2 separate regions of the Homo sapiens genome follow, and region 2 is linked to region 1. A link is an interaction called in ENCODE POLR2A ChIA-PET data of the cell type or tissue named here. Cell type or tissue: PC-3. All regions are shown on one strand. Links, peaks and the distances in the headings refer to the core of each region. The heading gives the core; the rest is flanking DNA.

Evidence for each region. Peaks named below come from ENCODE experiments on the same cell type or tissue, not always from the same donor. Only the 100,000 strongest peaks of a DNase experiment are listed, where the experiment ranks them.
Region 2: POLR2A ChIA-PET joins it to region 1 with 5 read pairs; 2 of 35 experiments call an interaction of 5 or more read pairs at or near these places.

The regions. Positions count from the first base shown.
Region 1 is chr17:77,284,793-77,290,272 of GRCh38, reverse strand. The region is part of intron 1 of SEPTIN9 (septin 9); the gene reads right to left. Among named protein-coding and RNA genes, the nearest start is that of SEPTIN9-DT, 5.6 kb to the right of the region's middle. RefSeq lists enhancers at 3,698-4,260, 3,259-4,458, 4,261-4,825. In PC-3, for the core only: no CTCF peak of the experiment used is centred there; DNase peaks (open chromatin) are centred at 1,312, 2,422, 3,252, 4,442 and 1 weaker place; H3K4me3 peaks cover 4,942 bases; H3K27ac peaks cover 5,000 bases.
Region 2 is chr17:76,702,712-76,707,969 of GRCh38, reverse strand. The region is part of intron 1 of MXRA7 (matrix remodeling associated 7); the gene reads left to right. It also overlaps the pseudogene RNY4P36. Among named protein-coding and RNA genes, the nearest start is that of MXRA7, 5.6 kb to the left of the region's middle. In PC-3, for the core only: no CTCF peak of the experiment used is centred there; no DNase peak of the experiment used is centred there.

The DNA of each region.
Region 1 (5,480 bases), core at 273-5,272:
AAAAAAAAAAAAAGAATTTATTTTAAGACAGCAAGCTCTAGGGTTGAAGCCAGTCTCCACCTAGCCCCAGGCCCAAAGCTATAAGCATGGCTACTGTAACATCTTTACTCAGGACACCACCCTTCAGGGGCCCAGACCCACACCATCAAGGAGGAGCGTCCACACCAGCAGCTGGGGAGAGGGTGGTTCCCTACAAGATGCAATGTCCACTCTGAAGAGCCATTATAGTGATAATCATGAAATCCATGCCTGAGATCTAATTTCAAGTGAAAAGAACAGAATTCAACATTCATTCTATGGGGAGTATAAAACTCTGAAAATATACGCCTTTCATAATTAAATCAAACCCTATGTCATGTTCCTGAGGAGACAAGCACTGAATGGAACACAGAAGAAATGCTACAGCCAATGATTGTTGAAGTTTTCCTTTCAATTTCCTGTTCATGTTGTTTGGCAATAAGTAATACAGAAAACTGACAACAAAAAGCAAAAGAGAAAGAAAAGATACAGTGTACAGTTTAGATTGCTTTCCTTAAAAAATTAAATAATAATAATAAAAAGCATAGGCCGGGTGCGGTGGCTCACGCCTGTAATCCCAGCACTTTGGGAGGCCAAGGCGGGCGGATCACCTGAGGTCGGGAGTTCGAGACCAGCCTGACCAACATGGGGACACCCCGTCTGTACTAAAAATACAAAATTAGCCGGGCATGGTGACGCAGGCCTGTAATCCCAGCTACTTGGGAGGCTGAGGCAAGAGAATCGCTTGAACCCGGGAGGTGGAGGTTGCAGTGAGCTGAGATCGCGCCTTTGCACTCCAGCCTGGGCAACAAGAGCGAAACTCCATCTCAAAAAAAAAAAAAAAAAAGCATAAATGCAAGCTGGGCGCGGTAGCTCATGCCTGTAATCCCAGCACTTTGGGAGGCCGGGGCAGGTGGATCACCTGAGGTCAGGAGTTTGAAACCAACCCGGCCAACATGGCGAAACCCCATCTCTACTAAAAATACAAAAATTAGCCAGGCATGGTGGCGCGTGCCTGTAATCCCAGCTATTCAGGAGGCTGAGGCAGGAGAATTGCTTGAACCCAGGAGGCAGAGGTTGCAGTGAGCCAAGATTGAGCCACCACACTCCAGCCTGGGTGACAGAGTGAGACTCCGTCTCAAAAACCAAACCAAACCAAACCAAACAAAACAAAAAAAAGAAGCGGCATAATACAAAGTCCCGGCAGTTAAAGCGTTAACCCCCAGCTACCAGGAAGGCTCTGCTATCCAATGACTCATCGCCCCAGCCAAGGTCAGCCACACCTTGGGTCTCTGATGCTGGAGGCAACATGATGCCAACACTGGCGAGAAATCCACCACCTCCTCCTCCCCGCCCCTCGGTGCCGGCCTCTGTGTGCACTTGCAGCTCTTCCACTACCGGTGCCTCCATGGTGTCTACGCCACCGGCTCACCTCCCAGCAATAACCCGACAGCCCGACACCTCTGTAGACCCTGTGGCTACAGAGCTAAAGTTCCCTGTTATTAGTGGGTTTTGCAGACAACCCTCCAAATCCCTCTGGGTTGAGTTAGTCAAGTCCTTAACAAGCTGGAAGATGACAGGGGTTGGATGTAACCCACTTCCAACTGGCTTGGGTTACATGGACATTATTCCTCTTCTGGGATCTGATTTGGGATGGAAACAGGAGCCATAGTTCATGGGAAGGCTGTGAAAGGAAGCCCCGGCCCCAGGGTGCGGATCAGGTTGATCTGCGGAACAAGGCCCCAGGGGCGGCCCACCCGCCTGCTCTGCCCAGCCCTTCCTGGTAACCACACTCACCCGGGGCCCATCTCAAACCTGGCAGGCAATGCTGCTGCTCCCATCTCAGCCGCTGCCCCAACACGCCTCGCCTGGCCAGGACAGGTGCCCAGGCATGGCATTCAGGGACATCCTCGGCTTCCGGGGCCCAACCCCTGGTTCCCAGGTGCAGCGCTGGGAAAAGCAGAGGGCCCCGGCCATGGCGCAGGCCTCGTCACAGGTCATTTAAGCAGCCTGGGAGGAGCCGGAAAGAGAGCAATGCACCCACCTGGACAGAGACTGAAGCCACATCCCCATTGAGAAAAGATGACACTCCTGCCTGGACCCCTTCTCTGAAACCCCAGGCCGGGGTGGGGTAGGAGTCAGCGAGAGAGTCCAGCGCTCCAAAGGGGACTTTCTGGCCCTCCGTGCCCCCTAACCCAGCACTTCTGGGGACCCACACACTCAGGGCAGAGTGGCCATCCAGGGTTCCTCTCACCCAGACACAAAGGCCACTGAAGGCCCCGGGCCAACACCGCTCTGAGGATGACCAGCGACTTGAGTTCCTGCCAGAGACAGCAGGCAGCCTGGGTCTAAGGGCCGCCCAGTGACTTGAAGCTGGGATCATCTTACATTCCCTGCGCCACTCCTGTTTCCTGTCCTGGAGGTTTTCAGGCTGCCAACAGTCATGCTTTGGAGAACCAGGTCAGATTAGGCTGGGAACAAAGCTCAGCTGTCACAGAGCTGCCGAGAGGCCATTGGCAAGCAGTGCCCAGGAGCCGCCCCTCCTCTGCCAGCAACAGCTCAATGTCTCCCTTCACAGGGGCTGCAAATGGGCCCATGCCCAGGGTGGGGTCAGGGAGATAAAGCAGAGAGAAACTGGGCTGGGAGCAGAGAGTGCCATGCTCTACCCTGGAGACCCAAGGCCAGGCCACCCTGCAGAGCTGGTGCCCAGAGCCTCCAGCGTACAGGAGAGGAGGCAAACAGAACCTGACACTCAGCAGCGCCCGGCAGACGCTTCTGGAATGAATGACCAAATCCACATGGAGAGTTGAAATGGGCTAGGAACCTCAGGGAGACGGGCAGCTCACAGCTCAGCAGGGCCGCTCCAGTAGAGCAGGCCAATGCCAGGCCTCCTGGCAAATTTCCCGGGGCCCAGGCACAACTGTCACATCAGGAAAGGGGCAGGGGTGACCAGCCCATCGGCCACGGGGGCACTTCACTGCTCCCACAGAAGCTCGGCACCCACAGGCCTGGGTGACACACGATCCCCATGCCTGGCATCACGATGGCTGCCCACCAAGTCCCTCCACCCACCAGGACTGACTCCCTTTGGTCAGCGATTCCAGATCACCATGACCTGGCAGTTGCCGTCAGGCCTGCCTGGCTAAGGACTCTCCCGGAGACTGAGCCACTTCACACAGCAAAGTGAGCCATGGGGCCACAGCGCTGTGTGCTGTGTACAAGCCCCGAGGGCTTCACCCAGGGATTGGCACCCACTGATCCCCATAAATCCCTGGCAACCGCCTAGAGCTGGGATGTTTCCAAGGTAATAGCTCCAACAAACAGAGGCGCAGGAACCCAGCGCGTCACTTCCCGCCTCACCCCAAAGGTTCACACCCCTAGGGGCCTGGAGCCTCTCTCTGGAGCCCCTCCTACCCTAAAGCCAGCTGGATCTGCCCAGGAACTGCCATCATCACCCCCTGGCCGGGCCTGCACTGATGTGTACTGAACTCCCCTTATCAGGTCCATCTTAGGCAAACTTCAGAGCCCACGCAACACTGCCTGTGGACAAACACTGGGGCGGAAACAGGGGCCACCTCTAGGTCCCAGTCACATGGGGCTGTCAGGGCTGCCTGGGATGGCAGGAGAGTGTCAGAGGAGGGCAGCCCAAGGACCAGGTAGGGGGTGGGAAGTGTCCCCTTCCATGGGTCCTCAAGTGAGATGTCCTCTGCAAACACCCACCTGGGATCTCCAAGCAGAGGGTTGGCTCCCATGTCACCTGGACCTGGATTCCAGACCACTGCCCCTAAGTGGCAATCCTGGGTCCCCCTGTACCTGTCCTGGCTTGAGCTGGTCACACTTGTGGGGGGTGGTTCCAGGAAGAAGGTGGACTGTCGCAAACGCAATGCTCCGCTGCCAGGTGCATTGCCCTCGGCTATCAGAATCCCTCTGGGCAGGCCGGGGAGATCTGACGGGCAAGTGCCTGCGGTCTGGCGTGAGCGGGCAGGGCAGGTGGCCCCTGCCTGGGCATGCCTTTCTACCTTTGCAACAGACTAGGGAGAGGGCTGGCCCCAGGACTTAGGCTCAGCCAGCTGTCTCACAACTGAGGGGCCTCGGCGGAGGACACAAGTCAGACAGAGCCACAGACTAACCGTACGAGGTGGCTTTTTCTCTCCAGTCCAGGTCCCCTGAATGCGCCAGAGCAGACAAGCTTGGACGTGAGGAGGCAAGAGGCAGCGAGAACAGGCGCGGAGACGGGGCTGGGGGAGAAGAGGAAGAAACCCTGTGCTTGTGCCCTTCCCACGCTCGCCTGTCACCGGGTTAGCTGACTGGGGAAGTGTTCTCTGAGGGTGCAATTCCTTGCCCTTCCCGTAAGTCAGCTCCCGGGGCGCTGGGTGAGGGTGCAGCCCTGTCCACCACGGCGAGCCAGCACACTGAATCACGGCAGAAGCTGCTTCCTGTGTGGGTGCAGCCTCCCTCCCTGCCCAGGACTCAGAAGTCACGACAGCATAGAGCTTTTTAATCGTGGCTGGTGCCCCTTCAGGAATCTCCTGAAAGCCACAGAGAAACTCCAGAGTGGCTGGGCACGGTGGCTCATGCCTGTGATCCCAGCACTTTGGGAGGCTGAGGCGGGTGGATCACCTGAGGTCCGGAGTTCGAGACCAGCCTGGCCAGTATGGTAAAACCCCATCTCTACTAAAAAATACAAAAATTAGCTGGGCACGGTGGCACATGCCTGTAATCCCAGCTACTCAGGAGGCTGAGGCATGAGAATTGCTTGAACCTGGGAGGCAGAGGTTGCAGTGAACCGAGATCGTGCCACTGCACTCCAGCCTGGGCAACAGAGCAAGACTCCATCTCAAAAAAATAAAAAATAAAAAAAGAATCTCCAGAGTAATTCCCAGGTGCCAGTAGGGGTGTGACGCAACCTCAGTCCCGCTTCTGTGGCTCATCGGCCTCGGGTAAGTCCTCCTGCCGCTGCCACCCACAGAGAGTTTCCAGGGGAGCCTGGGAATGACGGCAAGTTCCATGTGACCTAGTATGCAAAGGGAGTCCCAAAACTCAGAACCTAGAGAGCCAGGGCGGGTACAGTGCAGCTGGCTCCAGTGCTGAGGGGCTGGGGGAGAGACCCTGCACCATGCTCTGACCACAGTAAGGGAAGATCATGGAGGCTTCTGGAACGTCCTAGCAATGGCGTAACCCCAGCCTTCTCCATCCTCCTGTCAATGACAATCATGATCATGACAGCAGCTAACAGGTTACAGAGCAGGCATTTCTCAGCTTTTTCAAATATGAACTCGTTTAACCTTTACAACAACATAGCACTGTCCCATTTAACAAATGAGGCAGGCTGGGCGTGGTGGCTCATGCCTGTAATCACAGCACTTTGGGAGGCCAAGGCAGGCAGATCACGAGGTCAGGAGTTCGAGATCAGCCTGACCAACATGGTGAAACCCCATCTCTAGTAAAAATATAAAAATTAG
Region 2 (5,258 bases), core at 259-5,258, 580 kb after region 1:
CTGCTAGAACCTCTTTTCTCTCCTAAGGATTAGCACAGGGTGGGCTGTGAGGAAGCATTATAGGCAAGGCCTGTTCACGCAAAGAATCATGAGCCAACGAAGTCAAGAACAGGAGCCGGCCTCTTTTCAGGCCAGGACTCAGGGCTTTCTTGGTGCTCCTGTGTAGGTTGGGGTTTTAGGATTGCCAGGCCTCTTACCTAATGGACTTGTGGATTGGAGCAAGGCTGGATGGTCGGATTCCCAAACATTGGTAATTGGCAAAGCGTCAAGGGTCATTTGAATAGCACTAGAGTTAAATTTCTTGTCTGTGCCAGGACTCAAGTATCTCGGTACTTGGGGCCTAGCTCTGCTCATAGACAGACTAGAGCCCGGGCGCGATGGCTCACACCTGTAATCCCAGCACTTTGGGAGGCCGAGGCAGGAGGATCACCTGAGGTCAGGAGTTCGAGACCAACCTGGCCAACATGGCGAAACCCCGTCTCTACTAAAAATACAGAAATTAGCCAGGCATGGTGGCGTGCACGTCATCCCATCTACTCAGGAAACTGAGGCAGGAGAATCACTTGAACCCAGGAGGCTGAGGTTGCAGTTGAGCCAAGATCGTGCCACTGCACTTCAGCCTGGGCAACAGAACGAGACTCCATCTCAAAAAAAAAAAAAAAAAAAAAAAAAAAAAAAGAGTAGGGACTTCCTGCAAGGCAGTGGGCCGGTGTCATGAAGCACACAGAGACTCTTCTAGATTTAATTGGGATTTAGGAGATTAAAGCAATATGACAAATAAATACAATCTTGATCCTTGATTGGATTCTCCATCAGAGAAGGGAGCTATAAAGGACATACTGGAGATAATTGAGACATTTTTTAAATGAATGGCTGTGTTAGGTAAGCTTATTGAATCAACGCTGAATTTTTTGTGTACGATACCGGCAGATGGCTGTGTAAACAATGTCCTTATCCTTAGGAAGATGCAGGCTGAAACATTTTGGGATGACATGTCATGATTCAAATAGTTACATGCACACACACACACAGTGTGTGTGTGTATAGAGAGAGAATGCAAAGATGGCAAAATGTTAACCATTGGTGAATCTAGGTGAAGGGTGTATGGTATTCATTGTATTATTATTTCAACTTTTCTGTAGGTTTGGAATTTTTCAAAAGAGAATGTTGGAACAAAGAAGCCAACATTCTTCTTTGGGAAATTTCTTGGGAAAGGGGTTGGTTTTTCAGACACTCTGGAGGTGGTGGTCTGAGTGGGTAGCACAGCCTTCATCTGTCTGTCTTAACCATGTGACTTGGCCCTGGTTCCCCTGAAGTCACCCTGCTGTCAGGTCCACCTGTGTCCTCTGCCCTCACCAACCTGTTCACCATAGGTGTGGGCTCTGGAAGCTACAGAGACCCCAGCCTTCCCAGAATGACCCAGGAGCAGGTGAACTTCCCCATCATCTCTCCTGCCTTTGTGATGGCAGTGTGGTCCTTTTTGATGGCAGTGTGGTCCTTTTTGATGGCAGTGTGGTCCTTTTTGATGGCAGTGTGGTCCTTTGTGATGGCAGTGTGGGCCTCTGTGACGGCAGCGTGGGCCTCTGTGACGGCAGCGTGGGCCTCTGTGATGGCAGAGTGGGCCTCTGTGATGGCAGCGTGGTCCTTTGTGATGGCAGCGTGGGCCTCTGTGACGGCAGCGTGGGCCTCTGTGACGGCAGCGTGGGCCTCTGTGATGGCAGAGTGGGCCTCTGTGACGGCAGAGTGGGCCTTTGTGATGGCAGCGTGGGCCTCTGTGATGGCAGCGTGGGCCTCTGTGACGGCAGCGTGGGCCTCTGTGACGGCAGTGTGGTCCTTTGTGATGGCAGCGTGGGCCTTTGTGATGGCAGCGTGGGCCTTTGTGATGGCAGTGTGGTCCTCTGTGATGGCAGTGTGGTCCTTTGTGATAGCAGAGTGGGCCTTCGTGATGGCAGTGTGGTCCTCTGTGATGGCAGTGTGGGCCTTTGTGATGGCAGTGTGGTCCTACTTTCTGTTCTCTTAGCAAAATCTCAGAAGCCAAGTAGTGGAGGGCCAAGTAGATATTTGCCAGTTGTTTATATCACTTTAGGTCCTTGTCTTTAAGCAGCTTAGGCTGATATATCAAAATACCACAGACTGGGTTGCTTAAACAACAGGCATTATTTCCTACACTTTTGGAGGCTGGGAAGTCCAAGATGGAGGTGTTGGCAGATTCTGGTTTTGGTGAGGGCTCTCTTTTTGGCCTGCAGACAGCCACCTTCTTGCTGTACTTTCACATGCCAGAGAGAGAGGGATGTCTCTTCCTCTTCTTATCAGGGCCCTCATAGCATTGTAGGGACTCCACCATCGTGACCTCGTCTAAATCTCACCTCCCAAAGACCCCCACCTCCAGATACCATCACACTGGGGGTTAAGACTTCAACAGATAGATTTGCAGGGGACACAAATATTTAGTCCAGAACAGGCCCAGTGACTTACTGGGGAAAAAACTAGAAATAATCCAAATGTTCATTAATTAGCACATTGGATTCATTAGCAAATTAGTATGAAATAAGTAAAAAGGTAGAACATAAAATATTGTATTCACAATAACTATAACGATATAGAGCAACTGAATAGAAGATGCCTTGGAGGGCTGTAAGTAGAGTTCCCTGTTCAGTAGTTCCAGTGGGTATTTTTTTGTAAAGTTGTTTGAGTGCCTAACTTAATTTTTTTCCATATATGAAAGAAGTCCAGGGGCTTTCCTAATAGATAAACTTTGTTCTTTCAGAGAGAAAGAGCCTTGGTTACAGACTAATGTCAGCTAGAATTTTCTGCTTAGCAAGAAGGAGTATGTTTTTAAAGAATATGTCTTGAGAAAAAAAGCCACCTAGCTTTGGAGAGCTAGAAATGAAATGGTGAGCATGCAGACAGTTTCCTTTTTGTAGCCCCGCTCTTTCCCACTCGGCTCAAACCACACTGTGGGAGGAGGGAGACCAGCTTGGGCCTCTGGTAAACCGTCTTCCAGAGAAATGCCAGATCCCTGATGGTTAGGAGTATTTCTGGAACAACCTGCGTTTGGCCACACTGGGCTTGCCACTGTTAAGGACAGATGTATGGAACAGGATGAGGAGGTCAGGTTCAGAAGCCCCTTCTCTAAGGGGACCTCATGCAGAACTGTTTCCAGCATTCTTTTTTTTTTTTTTTTTTTTGAGACGGAGTTTTGCTCTTGTCGCCCAGGAGTGCAGTGGCGCAATCTCAGCTCACTGCAACCTCCACCTCCTGGGTTCAAGCAGTATTCCTGCCTCAGCCTCCCAAATAGCTGGGATTACAGTCATGCACCACTATGCTTGGCTAATTTTTGTATTTTTAGTAGAGGCGGGGTTTCGCCATGTTGGCCAGGGTGGTCTTGAACTCCTGGCCTCAAATGATCAGCCTGCCTCGGCCTCCCAAAGTGCTGGGATTACAGGCATGAAAAAAAAAAAAGCTGGCCGGGCGCGGTGGCTCACGACTGTAAACCTAGCACTTTGGGAGGCCGAGGCGGGCGGATCACGAGGTCAGGAGATCGAGACCATCCTGGCTAACACAGTGAAACCCCATCTCTACTAAAAATACAAAAAATTAGCCGGGCGTGGTGGCGGGCACCTGTAGTCCCAGCTACTCGAGAGGCTGAGGCAGGAGGATGGCGTGAACCCGGGAGGTGGAGCTTGCAGTGAGCTGAGATCGCACCACTGCACTCCAGCCTGGGCGACAGAGTGAGACTCCGTCTCAAAAAAAAAAAAAAAAAAAAAAATCTGAAGGAAGCTGGAGGGTGCTGCAGCAGTCATTCTAGTCATTCTATTCCCTGCTGCGGGGTGGTAGAAGCAATGCTATCTTCTTTTTCTCTTTTTTTGGAGACAGTCTCCCTCTGTCGCCCAGGCTGGAGCGCAGTGGCACAATCTTAGCTCACCGCAACCTCCGCCTCCCGGGTTCAAGTGATTCTTCTGCTTGCCTCAGCCTCCTGAGTAGCTGGGATTACAGGTGGCCACCACCACGCCCGGCTATGATGCTGTTTTCTGGACACAGGGTTACATTGGCTAAAACAATGTCTGCATGAGATTTGATGGCCCAGAGAAAACCCATTGCAGGACTCACGGAAGTTGTTTATCTTCAAATGTTGCCTCTGAATTGCCATAGAACTTACAGAAGTGATTGTCCACTTTCCAGGCATCAGCTCCAGTTTTTTGTTTTTTTCAATGTATTCTTTTTTTTTTGAGCTAGGACCTCAGCTGGTCCAATGGTGTTGGGTTATCAGAACTTGTTAACATTAGTGTCACTAAACTTGATATACAACCCCCTACTGCTAAAGTTAACTGGCTTTAAAAAACAAAAAACAAAACAGAGTCTCACTTTGTCGCCCAGGCTGGAGTGCAGTGGCACAATCTCAGTTCACTGCAACCTCTGCCTGCTAGGCTCAAGCCATCCTCCTACCTCAGCCGCCCGAGTAGCTGGGACCACAGGCACGCACCACTATGCCTGGATAAGTTTTGTATTTTTTGTAGAGATGGAGTTTCGCCATGTTGCAGGTTGGTCTCAAACTGCTGAGCTCAAGCAGTCTGCCAGCCGCTGCCTCCCAAAATGCTGGGATTACAGGTGCGAGCCACTGTGCCCAACCCTTCAGCTCCAGTTTTGTGGCCTGTGTATGTGTGTATTTAATGTTTTCAAGTGAGAACTCCTTGCGCACATTTATAACCCGCTGACCAACCTGACCTCTGGGTGAGACAACCCTGGCAGATTCTCAGCAAGGGCCTTCTTGTGTGATGTCCTTGGTATTCATCGTTTTTCTCCTGGCCTGATTCTTATTTGCTGAGGACTCAGAGTCTGAGATAAATCTTGCTGTTTTGAGACAAGGTCTGGTTCTGTCACCCAAGCTGCAGTGCAGTGGTGCAATCTCAGCTCACTGCAACCTCCACCTCCTGGGCTCAAGCCATCCTCCCACTTCAAGAGAAGAAAATGCCCCCAGCCCAGTGGTGTTCTGCTGGAGATCAGCAGGAAACCCTACTCCATAGTCAAGTCAGCCGTTAGCCTTTCAGGAAGTTCTTCCTATGGTGAGGCCTCCTCAAGATATATATATATATATACGTATATATATATATTTATTTTAAGAGGTAGTCTCGCTCTGTCACCCTGGCTGGAGTGCAGTGGCGCGATCTTGGCTCACTGCAACCTACCCCTCCCAGGTTCCAGCGATTCTCTTGCCTCAGGCTCCCAAATAGTTGGGATTACAGGCACCTACCACCACA